Linked DNA regions of Homo sapiens: region 1 is linked to region 2. Evidence: read pairs that join two places in POLR2A ChIA-PET (ENCODE). Cell type or tissue: A673. All regions are shown on one strand. Links, peaks and the distances in the headings refer to the core of each region. The heading gives the core; the rest is flanking DNA. Region 1 has its middle 62 kb from the start of JARID2-DT. Region 2 has its middle 470 kb from the start of JARID2-DT.

Region 1 (8,412 bases), core at 320-8,319, 410 kb after region 2:
AATATAAGAATTAGCCATGCCTGTAATCCCAGCTACTCAGGAGGCTGAGACAGGAAAATCACTTGAACCCAGGAGGTGGAGGCTGAAGTGAGCCAAGATTGTGCCACTGCACTCCAGACTGGGCCACAGAGCAAGACTCGGTCTCAAAAAAAAAAAAAAAAAAAAAAAAAATCTGTGTTCCTACTTTCAGTTCTTTTGGGTATATACTATGATAAGTCTTGAAGAATGAGAAGGAATTAAGTCAAAAGGGAAAGATAAGCAGTCCAAGAAGAGTGAGTAACTTGTGTAAAGGCACAGGGAGCTATAGTTCAGTTGGCTGTAGAACAGAGAGAGAGGATACGTGCTGAGACAGGAAACTGCAGAGAGAGGCAGGCGCTAGACCTTGAGGGACCTTGTGTGAGAATGGACAGTGAGGGCTAAAAGCAGCCTCAGGTCAAATCCCTGTTTACACTGCTAATGTTGTTTTCTTTTTAACTTCTAAAAAATATTTTAGGCTGGGCACGCCTATAATCCCATCACTTAGGAAGGCCGAGGTGGGTGGATCACCTAAGGTCAGGAGTTTGAGACCAGCCTGACCAATATAGTGAAAGCCCATTTCTACTAAAAATACAAAAATTATCCGGGCATGGTGGCGTGCGCCTGTAGTCCCAGCTACTTGGGAGGCTGAGACAGGATAATTGCTTGAACTCAGGAGGTGGAGGTTGCAGTGAGCTGAGATTGTGCCACTGCCCTCCAGCCTGGGCAATAGAGCAAAATTCCATCTCAAAAAAAAAAAAAAGTATATATATATACACACACACACACACATAAATACACACACGCACACACACGCACATATTTAATCTTTATTCTTTTGTAAAATGTAGAGATTGAATCTCACTATGTTGCTGCCCAGGCTGGTCTCAAACTCATGGCCTCAAGGGATCCTCCTGCCTCAGCCTCCCAAAGTGCTGGGATTACAGGTGTGAAGCAGCACACCTGGCCTTCACTGCTTTTTTTTTTTTTTTTTTTTTTTAAGACAAAGTCTCACTTTCTCATGCAGGCTGGAGGGCAGTGGCACCATTTGGGCTCACTGCAGCCTCGACAACCTGGGCTCAAGTGATCCTCCTACCTCAACCTCCTAAGTAGCTGGGACTACAGGGGCCTGCCACCACACCTGGCTGCTTTCTGTATTTTTTGTAGTGACAGGTCCTCGCCATGTTGCCCAGGCTGGTCTCGAACTCATGAGCTCAAGCCATTCACTTGCCTCAGCTTCCCAAAGTGTTAAGATTACAAGCATGAACCACTGTGCCTGGCCTCACTGCTATTCTTAAAGTGACCACTGTAATGTACCTTTAAGCAACTACTCAAAAACAATGTTTTTCCAGCAAAAAGGTTGGGACCTAATGCAAATGATCACTAGAACATGAACACACATCGTTGTGACCCGAGTCTTATGTTTCCCTCACAATAGTCCCCCTCGCTCTACAGAAGTTCAATTAATAGTAGTGGAATGCTAAATTGACTAATTACTTATGGTCAATGGATCTGTGCTATTTCACAAAATCTTTTGCTCAATATAGTATTCTCTAATGCATTGCTTTTATTTGACTGAATTCTTTTCAGAATCAACTAAGCCAGAGCACAAATCCGATTATGAGATTGTACATTTAACTCTCCAGCTGACTTTCTCTGTAAGGCAGGATGAATCCCTTCAGTCATGTTGAAAATGGTGCCAAGTGGCCGGGAGCGGTGGCTCACGCCTGTAATCCCAGCACTTTAGGAGGCCAAGGCGGGCAGATCACGAGGTCAGGAGATCGAGACCATCCTGGCTAACATGGTGAAACCCCGTTTCTACTAAAAATACAAAAAAATTAGCCAGGCTTGGTGGCGGGCACCTGTAGTCCCAGCTACTCAGGAGGCTGAGGCAGGAGAATGGCGTGAACCTGGGAGGCAGAGGTTGCAGTGAGCCGAGATCACACCATTGCACTCCAGCGTGGGCGACAGAGCAAGACTCCGTCTCAAAAAAGAGAGAGAAAATGGTGCCAAGTAAACTCTTGGACCCACACAGATATGAATTGATTTTATGACAGTGCAACCAAGGCTCCCATAATCTATTTATTTCTATAATTAGTATTTTTTTTTTTTTTGAGATGGAGTCTCGATCTGTCGCCCATGCTGGAATGCAGTGGCGCGATCTCAGCTCACTGCAGCCTCTGCCTCCCAGGTTCAAGCAATTCTCCTGCCTCAGCTTCCTGTGTAGCTGCGACTACAGGTGCCGGCCACCATGCACAGCTAAATTTTTTTGTATTTTTAGTAGATATGGGGTTTCACCATGTTGGTCAGGCTGGTCTCAAACTCCCGACCTTAGGTGATCCACCCGCCTCAGCCTCCCAAAGTTTTGGGATTACAGGCGTGAGCCACCGCGCTCAGTTTATAATTAGTCTTAATCCCATGTGAACCCAGTTGCATTGTAGAGAAATAGATGGCAAGCTCTGAGTGTGTGTGTGTCTGTGTGTATGTGTGTGTAGCACAGTTTAATACTGGTAGTATTTGGGTATTTCTCACAATGTTAAGGAACGCTGTAGCATCACAAATGGACAAGCACTTCTCACAAGAGGATCCATGAATAATGTCCATGTGTTCTTCAGGTAGTTTCACTTTTCTGGAATTTATGTTTATGCTTTTGCTTATCAAGTGAAATAATAGTAAAAGTTAAGAACCACTGTGTTAGGCCAGGCGCAGTGGCTCACGCCTGTAATCCCAACACTTTGGGAGGCTGAGGCAGTTGGATCACCTGAGGTTGGGAGTTCGAGACCAGCCTAGTCAACATGGTGAAACCCCCGACTGTACCAAAAATACAAAAATTAGCTGGGGATGGGGGCGGCCGCCTGTAATCCCAGCTACTCAGGGGGCTGAGGCAGGAGAATCGCTTGAACCCGGGAGGGAGAGGTTGCAGTGAGCCGAAATTGTGCCACTGCACTCCAGCCTGGGTGACAGAGTGAGACCCCGTCTCAAAAACAAAAAAAAAAGAACCACTGTGTTGATTTTTCAACAAAAGTCACTTGTCAGATGGAGGTTTGCTTTGTCTGTACGTGTGTGTGGTGGTGGGAAGGTGGGGATGCGTGGGGTCACTTCAGTTGGTGATGAGTAAGATGGTTCACAGATCCAAAATGCCATAAAACCAGAGCTCTGGGCTGGATCTCTTCAAACATTGCTCCCAAAGTAGCCAGAGTCTAAAGTGACCTCAGATATCAGGTAGCAATACAAAAAGTCAGCAATATGAACTGGGACCAAGGCAGGAGGGACGTCCCCAGACACTTTGATCAAGGCCCAGTGGTCGTGGCAAAAGACAGCCTGGTCCTCCTGCTTTAGGGACCAATCACTGCACACATGAAGTTTGATCTTCATCTCTCAGGATCATGAAGTTTTTTTTTTTTTTTTTTCAAATGAGTTGGTTTGATTCCAGGTGATACAGAAATTAGAGTAGAACAAAAACCAGAGCAGCTGAGCAAATTCACAGCTAAGGTAGGAATGGCTGAGTGAAAAATCTGAAGAGATCATGAGCCACTATAATATATATATATATATTTTTAACAAAAGTTTATTTTTAAATGGACCACACGGGCCAGATGTGGTGGCTTATACCTGTAATCCCAGCACTTTGGGAGGCTGAAGCAGGTGGATCATTTGAGCTCAGGAGTTCAAGACCAGCCTGGGCGACATGGTGAGACCTCGTCTCTACTAAAAATACAAAAAAATTAGCCAGGCCTCATGGCACACACCTGTAGTCCCAGCTACTTGGGAAGCTGAGGTAGGAGAATCACTTGAACCCGGGAAACGGAGGTTTCAGTGAGCCAAAACAGAGGGAGATTTGTCTCAAAAAAAAAAAAAAAAAAGGACCACAGGCTGCAAGATAACACTTTATTCTAGATGTAGGTGGCAAAGGATGTTATACTAGGGAATCCAGATATTTAATTTTATTTAATATTTTTTCTTTTAATTTTTTTTTGGTTTTTTTTTTTTTTTTTTGAGATGGAGTCTTGCTCTGTCTCCCAGGCTGGAGTGCAGCCTTGGCCTCCCAAAGTGCTGTCATTACAGGTGTGAGCCACTAAGCCCAGACTTTATTTTTTTAATTCTATTTTGAGACAAGGTCTGGCTCTATCACCCAGGCTAAAGCGCAGTGGAGTGATCTTGGCTCACTGCAACCTCTGCCCCCTGGGCTCAAGCAATCCTTTCACCTCAGCTTCCTGAGTAGCTGGGACTACAGGTGCACACAACCACGCCCAAATAATTTTTGTATTTTTTGTAAAGACAAAGTTTTGCCATTTTGCCCAGGCTGGTCTCGAACTCCTGGCCTCAAGCAACCTGTCCACCTCAGCCTCCCAAAGTGCTGGGATTAGAGGCGTGAGCCACTGTGACCAGCCTCCTTCTTCTTCTTTTTTTTTTTTTTTTTTTTTGAGATGGAGTCTCCCTTTGTCTCCCAGGCTGGAGTGCAGCAGCGAGATCTCAGCTCACCGCAACGTCCGCCTCCCGGGTTCAAGTGTTTCTCCTGCCTCAGCCTCCCAGGCACCCACCATCATACCCAGCTAATTTTTGTATTTTTAGTAGAGACAGGGTTTCACCCTGTTGGCCAGGCTGGTCTGGAACTCCTGACCTCAAGTGATCCGCCCACCTCAGCCTCCCACAGTGCTGGGATTACAGGCATGAGCCAGGGTGCCAGGCCGCTCCTTGTGTCTTAAAATCAACTCTGAGGTGTATGGGTGATAAGAAGAATTCATATTTATCATACTCTCTTTTATTCAATTTAAATGTGTTGCTAAGTATTATATACTGTATTTGCTTAGGATTTAAGTTCAATTGTATATAACAGAACTTCATCTCCCCCCTGCCCTGCCAAAAAAAAAAAAAAAAAGGCATACATGAGACAGTAGCTTATTTCAGCCTCAGATATAAGCATGACTGTTGGCACTTGGGGTGGTGGAGTGGCCCCAGTTGCCATTCTGCCACCCACAGGTGTTGGCCTGCCACATGAGTGAAGATGGCTCAACACTGAGGCCCTGTTCCAAGTCACAGGGGAGAGGGAGGTTGGTGAAAGAGGAATACCACCTCTCTTTAAGGGTGCATTCCAGAAGTGGCACTTCCAATGGCCACAATTAATCACATGGCCATAAGCAACTGCAAAGATTGCTGGAAATGTAGCCATTATGAGTGACAACGGGGTTCTCTGACAAGGAAGAAGGGCAGAGAAGTCATTAGCGGACTAGCAATCTCTGCAAATATGTTTTATCTTTTTCTAAAAAAGGAAAAAAACGAAAAAGAAAATGTAGTTCTAAAAGAGAACCCCCCCCCCACTCCACATTTTACCTGGTGGTGGATTCCCCCTCCTCCCCGTTTCAACCTAAAAGTCATTTCCTCAGAGAACCTGCCTTGGGTTTTCCCCTTTCTTCCTTTCACCATCTCTGGCCCCCTTTGAGATGAGATCTCTGTTATTCTCTGTCAACAGCATTTCTCTTCAGAGCACTTACCATCAGTGACATGAATGACTCACTATTATGACTACATGTATGATGTCTGGCTCCTGAACTGCACTCAGAGCTTTGTAAGGACAGGTATTGAACCTGCCCAATTCACAGGTGCCCCTTGGCAAAGTCTCTAGCCAAATCTCTCTGCTGGGCACGGTAGCTCACACCTGTAATCCCAGAACTTTGGGAGGCTGAGGCAGGTGTATCACCTGAGGCCAGGAGTTCAAGACCAGCCTGGCCAGTATGGTGAAACCACATCTCTACTAAAAATACAAAAATTAGCCAGGTGTGGTGGCATGCGCCTGTAATCCCAGCTACTTTGGAGGCTGAGGCAGGAAAATCACTTGAACCTGGGAGGCAGAGATTGCAGTGAGCTAAGACCACGCCATTGCATCCCAGCCTGGGCAACAAGAACAAAACTCCATCAAGGAAGGAAGGAAGGAAGGAAGGAAGGAAGGAAGGAAGGAAGGAAGGAGGGAGGGAGGGAGGGAGGGAGGGAGGGAGGGAGGGAGGGAGGGAGGAAAGGAAGGAAGGAAGGAAGGAAGGAGCCAGACGAGGTGGCTCATGCCTGTAATCCCAGCTCTTTGGGAGGCCGAGGCGGGGAGGCAGAGGTTGCAGTGTGCTGAGACCACCCCATTGCACCCCAGCATGGGCAACAAGAACAAAACTCCATCAAGAAAGGAAGGAAGGAAGGAAGGAAGGAAGGAAGGAAGGAAGGAAGGAAGGAAGGAGTGAGCCGGACGCGGTGGCTCATGCCTGTAATCCCAGCTCTTTGGGAAGCTGAGGTGGGCGGATCATGAGGTCCAGAGATCGAAACCATCCTGGCTAACATGGTGAAACCCTGTCTCTACTAAAAATACAAAAAATTAGCTGGGCATGGTGGCGGTCGCCATAGTCCCAGCTACTCAGGAGGCTGAGGCAGGAGAATGGCGTGAACCCGGGAGGCAGAGCTTGCAGTGAGCCGAGATATCACCACTGCATTCCAGCCTGGGCGACAGAGTGAGACTCCATCTCAAAAAAAAAAAAAAAAAAAAAGGAAGGAAGGAAAAAGAAAGGGAAGGAAGGAAGGAAGGAAAAGAAAGAAAGAAAGAAAGACAAAGAAAGAAAGAAAGAAAAAGAGAGAAAGAAAGAGAGAGAAAGAAAGAAAAAAGTTATGGTGTTCACAAAAAGATTCTCAATTATGGACATAACCAATTTGCTTGAATTCATTTTGATTTTAAAAATAAATAGGCCAGGCATGGTGGCTCACACCTGTAATCCCAGTACTGTGGGAGGCCAAGGTGGGTGGATCACGAGGTCAGGAGTTCGAGACCAGCCTGGCTAACATGGTGAAACCCCATCTCCACTAAAAGTACAAAAAGTAGCTGGGCATGGTGGTGAGCACCTGTAATCCCAGCTACTCAGGAGGCTGAGGCAGGAGAATTACTTGAACCAGGTGGGCGGAGGTTGCAATGAGCAGAGATCATGCCACTGCACTCCAGCCTGAGCAACAGAGCAAGACTCCATCTGAAAAAAAAAAACCAAGATCATCATATGCAATGCATGTACCTTGATTGGATTCTAAATCAGGGGAAAATAGTATAAAGGATATTTTGGAGACAAATGGGGAAATTTAAATAAACTGTGCTGGCCGGGTGTGGTGGCTCACACATGTAATCCCAGCGCTTTGCAAGGCCAAGGAGGGCAGATCACGAGGTCAGGAGTTCGAGACCAGCCTGACCAACATGGTGAAACCCCATCTCTACTAAAAATACAAAAATTAGCCGGGCATGGTGGTGTGCGCCTGTAATCCCAGCTACTTGGGAGGCTAAGAATAGCTTAAACATGGGAGTCTGTCTGAAAAAAAAAAAGGATATATATATATACACATATATATGTATGTATATACACACACACACACACACACATATATAGATTGTGCTATTGTCTGAATTTTATTTTGTTTTGTTTTGTTTTTTGTTTTTTTTGAGACGCAGTCTCGCCCTATCACCCAGGCTTGAGTGCAGTGGCACGATCTAGGCTCACTGCAACCCCCGCCTCCTGGGTTCAAGGGATTCTCCTGCCTCAGCTGCTGGAGTAGCTGGCGTTACAGGCACCCGCTACCACGCGTGGCTAATTTTCTTTTTCTTTTTCTTTTTCTTTTCTTTTCTTTTTTTTTTTGAGACGGAGTCTCACTCCGTCACCAGGCTGGAATGCAGTAGCACAATCTTGGCTCACTACAACCTCCGCCTCCCAGGTTCAAGTGATTCGCCTGCCTCAGCCTCCCCAGTAGCTTGGACTGCAGGCTCATGCCACCAAGCCCAGCTAATTTTTGTATTTTTAGTAGAGACGGGGTTTCACCATGTTGGCCAGGATGTTCTTGATCTCTTAACCTTGTGATCTGCCTGCCTCGGCCTCCCAAAGTACTGGGATTACAGGCGTGAGCCACCACAACCAGCACTCTGAAAGTTTTTGCTGCCCCAAAATTCATACGTTGAAACCTAACCCTCAAGGAGATGATATTAAAAGCTAGGGTTCATTGGGAGGTGAGGTGAGTAGGTCATGAGAATAGAACCCTCATGAATGGGAGGCCTTAGGAAAGAGGCCCCAGGCAGGGCACGATGGCTCACGCCTATAATCCCAGCACTTTGGGAGGCTGAGGCAGGTGGATCACCTGAGGTTGGGAGTTCGAGATCAGCCTGGTCAACATGATGAAACCTGTCTTTACTAAAAATACAAAACTTAGCTGGGCGTGGTGATGTACGTCTGTAATCCCAACTACTCGGGAGGCTGAGGCAGAAGAATCATTTGAACCCGGGAGGGGGAGCTTGCAGTGAGCAGAGATTGTGCCACTGCACTACAGCCTGGCTGACAAGAGCGAGACTCCATATTACAAAAAAAAAAAAAAAAATGGTCAAACCCCAATTCG
Region 2 (8,412 bases), core at 113-8,112:
TATGGCTTTGTTGCAAGTTTTAATATCTCGATAAATTCCCCTTTTATTTTTGTTTTCTTTTTAAAATTGACTTACCAACCGGGCGCAGTGGCTCACGCCTGTAATCCCAGCACTTTGGGAGGCCGAGGCGGGCGGATCACCTGAGGTCGGGAGTTCGAGACCTGCCTTGACCAACATGGAGAAACCCCGTCTCTACTAAAAACACAAAAATTAGCCAGGCGTGGTGGCGCATGCCTGTAATCCCAGCTACTCAAGAGGTTTAGGCAAGAGAATCGCTTGAACCCGGGAGGCGGAGGTTGCGGTGAGCCAAGATCACGCCATTGCATTCCAGCCTGGGCAACAAAAGCGAAACTCCGTTTCAAAACAAACAAACAGAAAATTGACTTACCTATTTGTCAATCTTTATTCCTTCCAAAATTTCTGTAGTTCTTGGGGAAAAAAAATCCAACTAGAATTTTGATTTGAGAGTGCATTGAGATGATAAACTAATTTGGGAAGAGCTGCAATCTTTATAACATTGAATTATTCATCCAAGGACACAATATTTATTGATATCATGTTCTATGCCTCCTATAAAAGTTTTAAAATATTTTTCCAGAGAAGTCCGATATAATCTTGATCAAAGAAATTCCTAAATATTATATAGTTTTTGTTACTATTAGGGAAGTTATTTTTTATTATATATTCTGGATAATTTTATTGTAAAAAGAGCAGTATGGCAGAGCAGGAACTGAAATTTTCATTTTGTCTAAGTTAATTATTCCTTCCCGCTAACAAGAGAAGAAGGTCTTCCTGAGCTGAGCTCTGCCAGGAGAAGAAAAGTTGACTTTTCTCCCTGCCTTTCCCCTTCCTTCAGTCAGTGATCCCCACCTAACCTTCAATGTTTAAAACCATTCCTGGCCGGGCGCGGTGACTCACGGCTGTAATCCCAGCACTTTCGGAGGCCGAGACAGGCGGATCACCTGAGGTCGTGAGTTCGAAACCAGCCTGACCAACATGGAGAAACCCCCATCTCTACTAAAAATACAAAAAATTAGCCAGGCATGGTGGTGCATGCCTGTAATCCCAGCTACTCGGGAGGCTGAGGCAGGAGAATCGCTTGAACCTGGGAGGCAGAAGTTGCAATGAGCAAGATCACGCCATTGCACTCCAGCCTGGGCAACAAGAGTGAGACTCCGTCTCAAAAACAAACACAAAAACAAAACAAAACAACAACATAAAACCATTCCTGATTGAGAACCGTTAGGTTAGAAACATAACATCAAACTGTAAAATTTACAGTGACATTCAGCTGGATTTTAAAAACCAACTCCTTCATTCATATTTCTCACTCTCACTTCGATTTCCCCCCTTTTATTCCATAGTCCTTTTTACTAAGTCTCAGTGCATGGAGTACCCTCTCCTTCCCTCTGCAAATTCCACCCCTCTTAACCAGGAAAGGAGTTCTGCACCTTGGATTCCCACTTGCTTCTTACAAATGCCTCAACTTTGGTGGGACTGAGTGGAGGTTTGAGGCATGAGCAGAGTAGGGATGAGCTCCAGTTCTGTAAATGAAAACAACATTGGGTGCCCAATTCCAATTTAATATCTTAATTTACTCTAAGAGCACTCTGGCTAACTCCCAACTGGTTTATTTGGAAATTGCAAAGAACACCTTGCCAAGTCAAGCATTAATTTCCCTTGGAAACACCACAATGTAATCTCATGTGAAGAAAGAATATCCCTAGAGTCTCTGTGACTTTGACCATCCCCCTTCATGAGCTGTGGCATGATAGTATGACGGAGCTGTTTACTCTTTCCTGGGCCTGATACAACCTGTGACAGTCATCACACTAGCTATAAGTGACTCTCTTTCTGCCATCTCCAGCTCTCATTAAGTTTTTTTCTGGTTTGTTTTGTATAGATGCCAGAGTCTTTGAATAGATAGGGTGAGTGTGAAGAAGCAAGGACAGTTTATCCTACCAGAATCCCTTTCCTGACCCTTGGATCACAATTGAAACTTGTGATTGTCTTAGTCCATTTTCTGCTGCTATAAAAATATACCACAAACTGCATAATTTACAAAGAAAATAGATTTATTTCTCAGAGTTCTTAAGACTGGTAAGTCCAAGAGCATGGTGCTGACATCTGGTAGGGATCATTCTATTGTGAAAAGCATCACATGATGAACAAGCATATGAGATGGGAGAGAGGAAATCAGGCCAAGCTCATCCTTTTCTCGGGAGCCACTCCCACAATAACTAACCCAGTCTTATGATACCTGCACCAACCCACTGATGAAGACAGAGCCCTCATGAGCGAATCACCTCTTAGAGACCTCACCTCCCAATAATGTTACATTGACAACTAAATTTCAACAAGAGTTTTGACAGGGACATTCAAACCACAGCAGTGATCCAAACCTTTCTTTCTCCGTGCCAGTCCAAGATCAACCTAAAAAAAGACTACCTGTCCTGTAGATACATTTCGTTGGGTTTAGAGAGCTGGTGGTGGGAGTACAAACCACTGCACAGTCCGAGTTATCAAAATGAGGTTTAGTTGTAGGGGAAGTGGATTGTTGACAGTCTTATCAAATTCCCAGGCATTTGCCTGTAAAATGAGATCACTCTAAACCTGGAGAACATTTCACTTGCAGAAGACATTACTCCCCCATTCATTTGTAACTATTTTGTGTCCTGTGCCTTCTATTGGAACTTTTCTCCCTGCCTTTCCCCTTCCTTCAATCAGTGATTCCCACCTAACCTGCAATATTCAAAACCATTCCTGATTGAGAACCACTGTTAGAAACACAACATCAAACTGTAAAATTTACAGTGACATTCAGCTGGATTTTAAAAACCAACTCCTTCAGGGCCCTTTCTATGTCCCTGTTTTCACAACAGAATTTATCACTTTCTTCCCTAAATCTCTGTGTGGTGTTCCTGGGCAAACACATCCATCATACCCAATTAGGCAAAAACAGACAAGAAAATCCAATTCTCTCCTCTTTCCTTCCTCCTTTATACTGAACTGCGACTAAAAGCAGCACTCACTATTAGTGATACTAATTTGGTACTTAATTATCCTCAGGCTTCTGTCTTCCCCTAAATCTGTTCACCCTTTACCTCTGCACTTTGTCACCAATAACTGACTAGAAGCTCCATATGAAAGACCCGTACCTGGGCCAGGCGCAGCGGCTCACGCCTGTAATCCCAGCACTTTGGGAGGCCGAGGCAGGTGGATCACCTGAGGTCGGGAGTTCGAGACCAGCCTGACCAACATGGAGAAACCCCATCTCTACTAAAAATACAAAATTAGCCGGGCATGGCGGTGCATGCCTGTAATCCCAGCTACTCAGAAGGCTGAGGCAGGGGAATCACTTGAACCTGGAGGCGGAGGTTGCGGTGAGCCGAGATCGTGCCACTGCACTCCAGCCTGGGCAACAAGGGCAAAATTCCGTCTAAAAAAAAAAAAAAAAAAGAAAAAAAGAAAGACTCATACCTGCTCGATTCCTCCTGGTCTCTCCCGACACAGTGGTACAGACTTAATAGCTCTCAGTACCTATTGGGGTGAACTAACTAGCTGACTCCACTTCTGACACTTCCATACAGATCTGGGGAGTGACGGCAAACCTCCACTTCAAACCTGGTTTCTTGAGCAAGCCATTTTATTTATGGACAGGACACCAGGGGCACAGTGAGTGTTTACATGTGTATTTTAAGTCAGCATGACTGTGCGATTCCTGTATCTCCTGGGTGTTGCCTTTTCTCTTTAAAGACGGCATTCCTGCTTCACATTTTACTGTCACGTAAGACATACTCTAGCCTCTATAATGGGTGCCGAGAAGTGGATATTGTAGCCCCAAGGGTTTTTAAGCCCCCTGATGAACACATCATTACGCATTCACAACGGTAAAGTGCATTGTTAGGTTTTCAGCAGCCTGCAAGAGAGACCCTGCTGAGCAGGATGGAGAAAGTTGCGGCAATTAATTGGTAGAGTTGAATTGTTAACATTCTCTCAGTGTTCCCAGCACAGGGCTCTTGACTGGCTTGCTGGAGAAAATAACTGGGGGTGGGAGAGAATGAAGGGTGGAGTAGAGGAGAAACAAACTCTCATTAAAACCCCAATCAAGCCATTTTAGCACTTTTTTTTTTTCCACAAGGCATTTCCTTTGAATCTAGAATGCTATACTTGTTGAACGCTATTATCATAACAAATCGCTGCTCTTTCCTAAAACTTGAAATTATTTGCTTTCCTTGGGAGATTTTTGTGTAGGGTGTGTATTGGGAAGCTCATATGCTGGATTCCCAAGAGGATATATGTTTGCACTACAGTCTCTGACAATATGCAATTCTGTACAGGTACACACATATGTAGGTATATTGTGATACCAAGACAAGTGTGCTATAACAGAACAGGGACTCCTATCATAACATGTTCCAAGTTGTGTCCATTTCTTTCTCCTCTTTGGAGTATTGGGCTGAAAGAGAAATGGGTATTTCTCAAAAATGATCTGGCGAGTGCCCAGAAAACCTTTTCGCATATAAAGGTTGCTGTCATAGTGGACGCTGGTGACAGTGCGTGCACAGGTCTTCTTTCCAGAGCTCCCTTCCACTCCTGCCTTGGTCACAGGGAGCTCCCGGTAGCCATGCCTGTTCAACACGGCCCCATACTCCGAGCCATGTTGACTGGGACCAGAGTGAGCACCAGACGCGTGCCAGACCAGTGAGAATCTCAAATTCCAGACCCCAGGACTTTGGAATAGCAAGAGGTAGACACTAAGGTGTGTGTTTTCTATCAGATAGACTGAGGGGCAGATAAAGTCATCCAGCTAAGAGAAGAAAGGAGAATAATACAAAAACAGATAGAAAAGGGAGATGGAGAGAGAGTGCTGCCTACGTGCCCAATGGAGCATCCTGTCTCTAGGGCTGACCTGTCCAGCTGACGTCCGCATTCATGGATTAAGGACCTTTCCGCTGATGTTCAGGAATGAAAAAGAAAAGCCAGGAAAGAAAATCCCCACTGAGAATCCTAAGAAGTAAATCTTCATCTTGAAGAGAAACATTCCTATGCCTCCTACATTATTTCTACCTCCTCCAGCAGCAAATTTCTAGCAACAAAACGTATCATCAAACACATCTTATTCAGGGACAAGTGTCAGTGTGTTGTTGTCATGATTAAATTTGACTCATAGGTACTCAAAGATTTCATGTGCTATATATTTATCTACTTCTGTTATTGAGAAACTTGGAGGAAAAGACTAACTCTGTGTACAAACTCAATGCATCCCTAAATATCGATATTTTGTAGAGGTGGGGTAATTTTTACGGCATTGAAAGAACTGCCTACCCCCAAACATCCCCTACCCTTCCTAGTCAATGTGTTGCTATTTATAAATTCCATTGTTATAGTCATTCTTCTATATTAATGAGTCCTGTCCTCTGTTTTCAAAAATTTTCTTTTAAGACGTAAATATCATGTAGAAGATTTTACACACTAAACCCGTAACACAATAGCATGAATTCACTCATCAGATTAGTTAGTTGGTATTTTAAAAGCCTGAGGATCAAGGTTAACAGATGGTAATCTTTAATGGGCAAGAAAACAGATTTCTCTCACGTTGGAGAGAATTACTGGGTCTCTGTGTATGTGTGAGGGTCTATTGGTGCCGCATAGTGAACACGACCCTATTCCTCCCTCAAGAAGCTCAAAGTTAAGTGGAACTGGGGCAGCCAGATGTATAATAACTGCAATACCTTGCAGTATCTGCACTAATTGAGCTGTGTACTTGATACAGTAGTAGCATGTGGATGGCACAAGGGGAAGGGTATGGAGTTTCATAGATGAGATGCAGCTTAAGCTGGGCCTTGAGCATGGGGAAAAGTCCATGAAGTGGATGTTCCTTCCAGGCAGAGACACCAGCCTGGGCACACAGGTGGCACGCTAAGGGGAACTGCAATATAGGATTTGATGTGGCTTTCCATCAAACAGAAGGAAGGAGGGCCTGGAAGGATTGAATTAAATTGTTATTGGGACTGGATCATAAAGGCCTTGCTATGGTTTGAATGTTTGTCTTCTCTGAAACTCATATTGAAACTTAATCCTCAATGTAACAGTATTAAGAGGCGGGGACTTTAAGAGATGATTGGATCATGAGACCTCCCAATCTTGGACTTCCCAGACTCTAGGACTGTAAGAAATAAACCTCTTTGCTTTAGAAATTACACAGTCTCAAGCATTCTGTGATAGCAACAGAAAATGAACTAAGACATGCTCTTGACACATATCAAGATATTATATTTTTTAAAAAATACAATCCTTGGAAGCTTTGCTAACTCTAACAGGCTACCTGCTGGCCAAGATCAAATACACAGAGCCAATAGGAACTACCAAGGAGGTTGCTTCTGAATTCTCACAAACAGTGTAAGCAGAGGCCTGCCCAAGGGAAAACCAATATGGCTCTTTCTCTCAGCCTTTCTGAGACCTGGCCCCTGAGCCCCAGGGTGACAAATGCTTTCTCAAGAGTATTCCTTTCTTTTATTTTGTTTTGATGATTTACAGGGCTTATCAAAAATGTGCATGACTTCCTATTTACAACACTTGTAACCCTATCTCCAAAACAGACTGACATTTAGATAGTTTTAAGATTAATACTTAAAGATTTCTCTGCATTTAAACTCTACTGATTAACTCATTCAGGCATGCTAAGGTCCACCTGTGTGCAATGCTATCTATGCCTATGTCTCGAAACATAGCAAAATTTATGTTAGTTAAGGTAAAAAGCTCCCTGGTTTTGCTCATAATCAAAGGATCATTTAGGGCCATTCCAAATCAATCTCTGTCATGCATTTTTAAAAAAGAAAAAAAATCAAAGGATTTTTTTTTAAAGCAAGGGACACCATAAACAAAGCGAACAAACAACATATTGGAAGAAGATATCTGCAATGTGAAAACTGACAAGGGACTACGATCTAGAATACATACAAGGAACTCCTGCCAGCCTACAAGATTGGGGCAGCCATTCTGGAAAGAATCTGGCAGCACTCAGCCAACATAAGGATGGACGTATGCTATGACCCAGCAATCCTGTCCCTGAGACACAGGGCATCCCTGTATGCCGCTAATTCCTAGGGATTCTCCCATAAGTCAAGGGGAACATGTATAAGGATGTTCATGGCAGCACTTGTGTAATGGGGAGTTGGAGGCAGTCCAGGGCCTCATCACTGCAGAAGCAGATGAGACAGCAGAGGAGCACAGGCTGGAGTACTATACAGCAGCGAGAAGACACCACCTCCTCCCCACACGTAGCAACACACATCACGACAACATGCCGGGCAGAAAAAGTGAGAAGCAGAAGGAGGTTGTTTGTGTACCATATTCGTAAATGCAAAACACGTTTACAATACATCTTACAAGAATACAGGCAAATAAAATACTACAAACAAACGTGTTAAACTGGTTACCTACAAAGAGGACAAAAATAGAGGTGGGGATGAGAATAAAAGCAAAGCCTGAAAACAAAGGAGGGCCTTGAAGAAATCAAAGGTTAGAGTGTGCTGTGGCCTGGACTTCTGCATCTGAGGGTTAAAAACAAACACAACAGGGACAGGGAAGCCACTAGCCATAAGGTCCTTGAGGGGAGGGTGCAATGAGCTCCTCTCTAAATCCCTAACAGGACCCAGTACTCTGTCCCATCTTTAGGCAACGCCTACTTTTTGAACAATGGATATTTGATTGGTCAATATTTAACAAATGCATGAATAAGAGGAACAATTAATCTAACAGAGGGTGGCCAGGACACATGGAGTCATTCTCCATAAACAAATCATCACAGATGCCCTCTTGGGTGCCAGGCACCGTGATAGATCCTGGGAGTGAAATGAGGGATGAGAGACAGTCTCTTTCCTCTTGGATGTAGGCTGAGGAAGTGCAATGGCTGAGTCAAGTGGCAATTATGACACACACTGTTGACGGCAGTGACACAGATAAGAACAGGGCGCCCAGAGACCCTGACGTGGGGCTCCTAACCTGACTGTTCAGGAAGAGCATCCCAGAAGAAACTGATGCCCAAAAGATAAGAAGTTACACAAGTAAGGAGGAGGGAGGGAATGGAGCATAAGAGGCAAGAAAAACTGCATGTGCAGTGGAGCCTGGGTCTGAATGTCGCTGTCGTAGCTCTGACACCTGCTGCAGGCGGGCCCATCTTCCCAGCCTTCGATACAACATAGCGGTTACTTTAACAGGTGGAGCCATACCACATTCTTAGTGTTCTCAAGCCGACTTTATCAAACAAAAACTGCTCCCTGGGTAAGGGAAAAAGAAACAAAAAGAGCTCTTTTTCAGAGCAAGCAAATGTGCACATCCAAGTAGATAGATGGTGCCTAGAGCAGTGTAACAGAAGTCAAGTACTTACCATTGTCCTGCAAAATCATT

Evidence for each region. ChIA-PET counts read pairs that join two places held together with the same protein. Peaks named below come from ENCODE experiments on the same cell type or tissue, not always from the same donor. Only the 100,000 strongest peaks of a DNase experiment are listed, where the experiment ranks them.
Region 1: POLR2A ChIA-PET joins it to region 2 with 5 read pairs; 2 of 35 experiments call an interaction of 5 or more read pairs at or near these places.

Annotation. Positions count from the first base shown.
Region 1 is chr6:15,179,134-15,187,545 of GRCh38, forward strand. No RefSeq gene overlaps it. Among named protein-coding and RNA genes, the nearest start is that of JARID2-DT, 62 kb to the right of the region's middle. In A673, for the core only: no CTCF peak of the experiment used is centred there; DNase peaks (open chromatin) are centred at 1,598 and 6,148; H3K27ac peaks cover 3,226 bases.
Region 2 is chr6:14,773,951-14,782,362 of GRCh38, forward strand. No RefSeq gene overlaps it. Among named protein-coding and RNA genes, the nearest start is that of JARID2-DT, 470 kb to the right of the region's middle. In A673, for the core only: no CTCF peak of the experiment used is centred there; a DNase peak (open chromatin) is centred at 3,901; H3K27ac peaks cover 1,257 bases.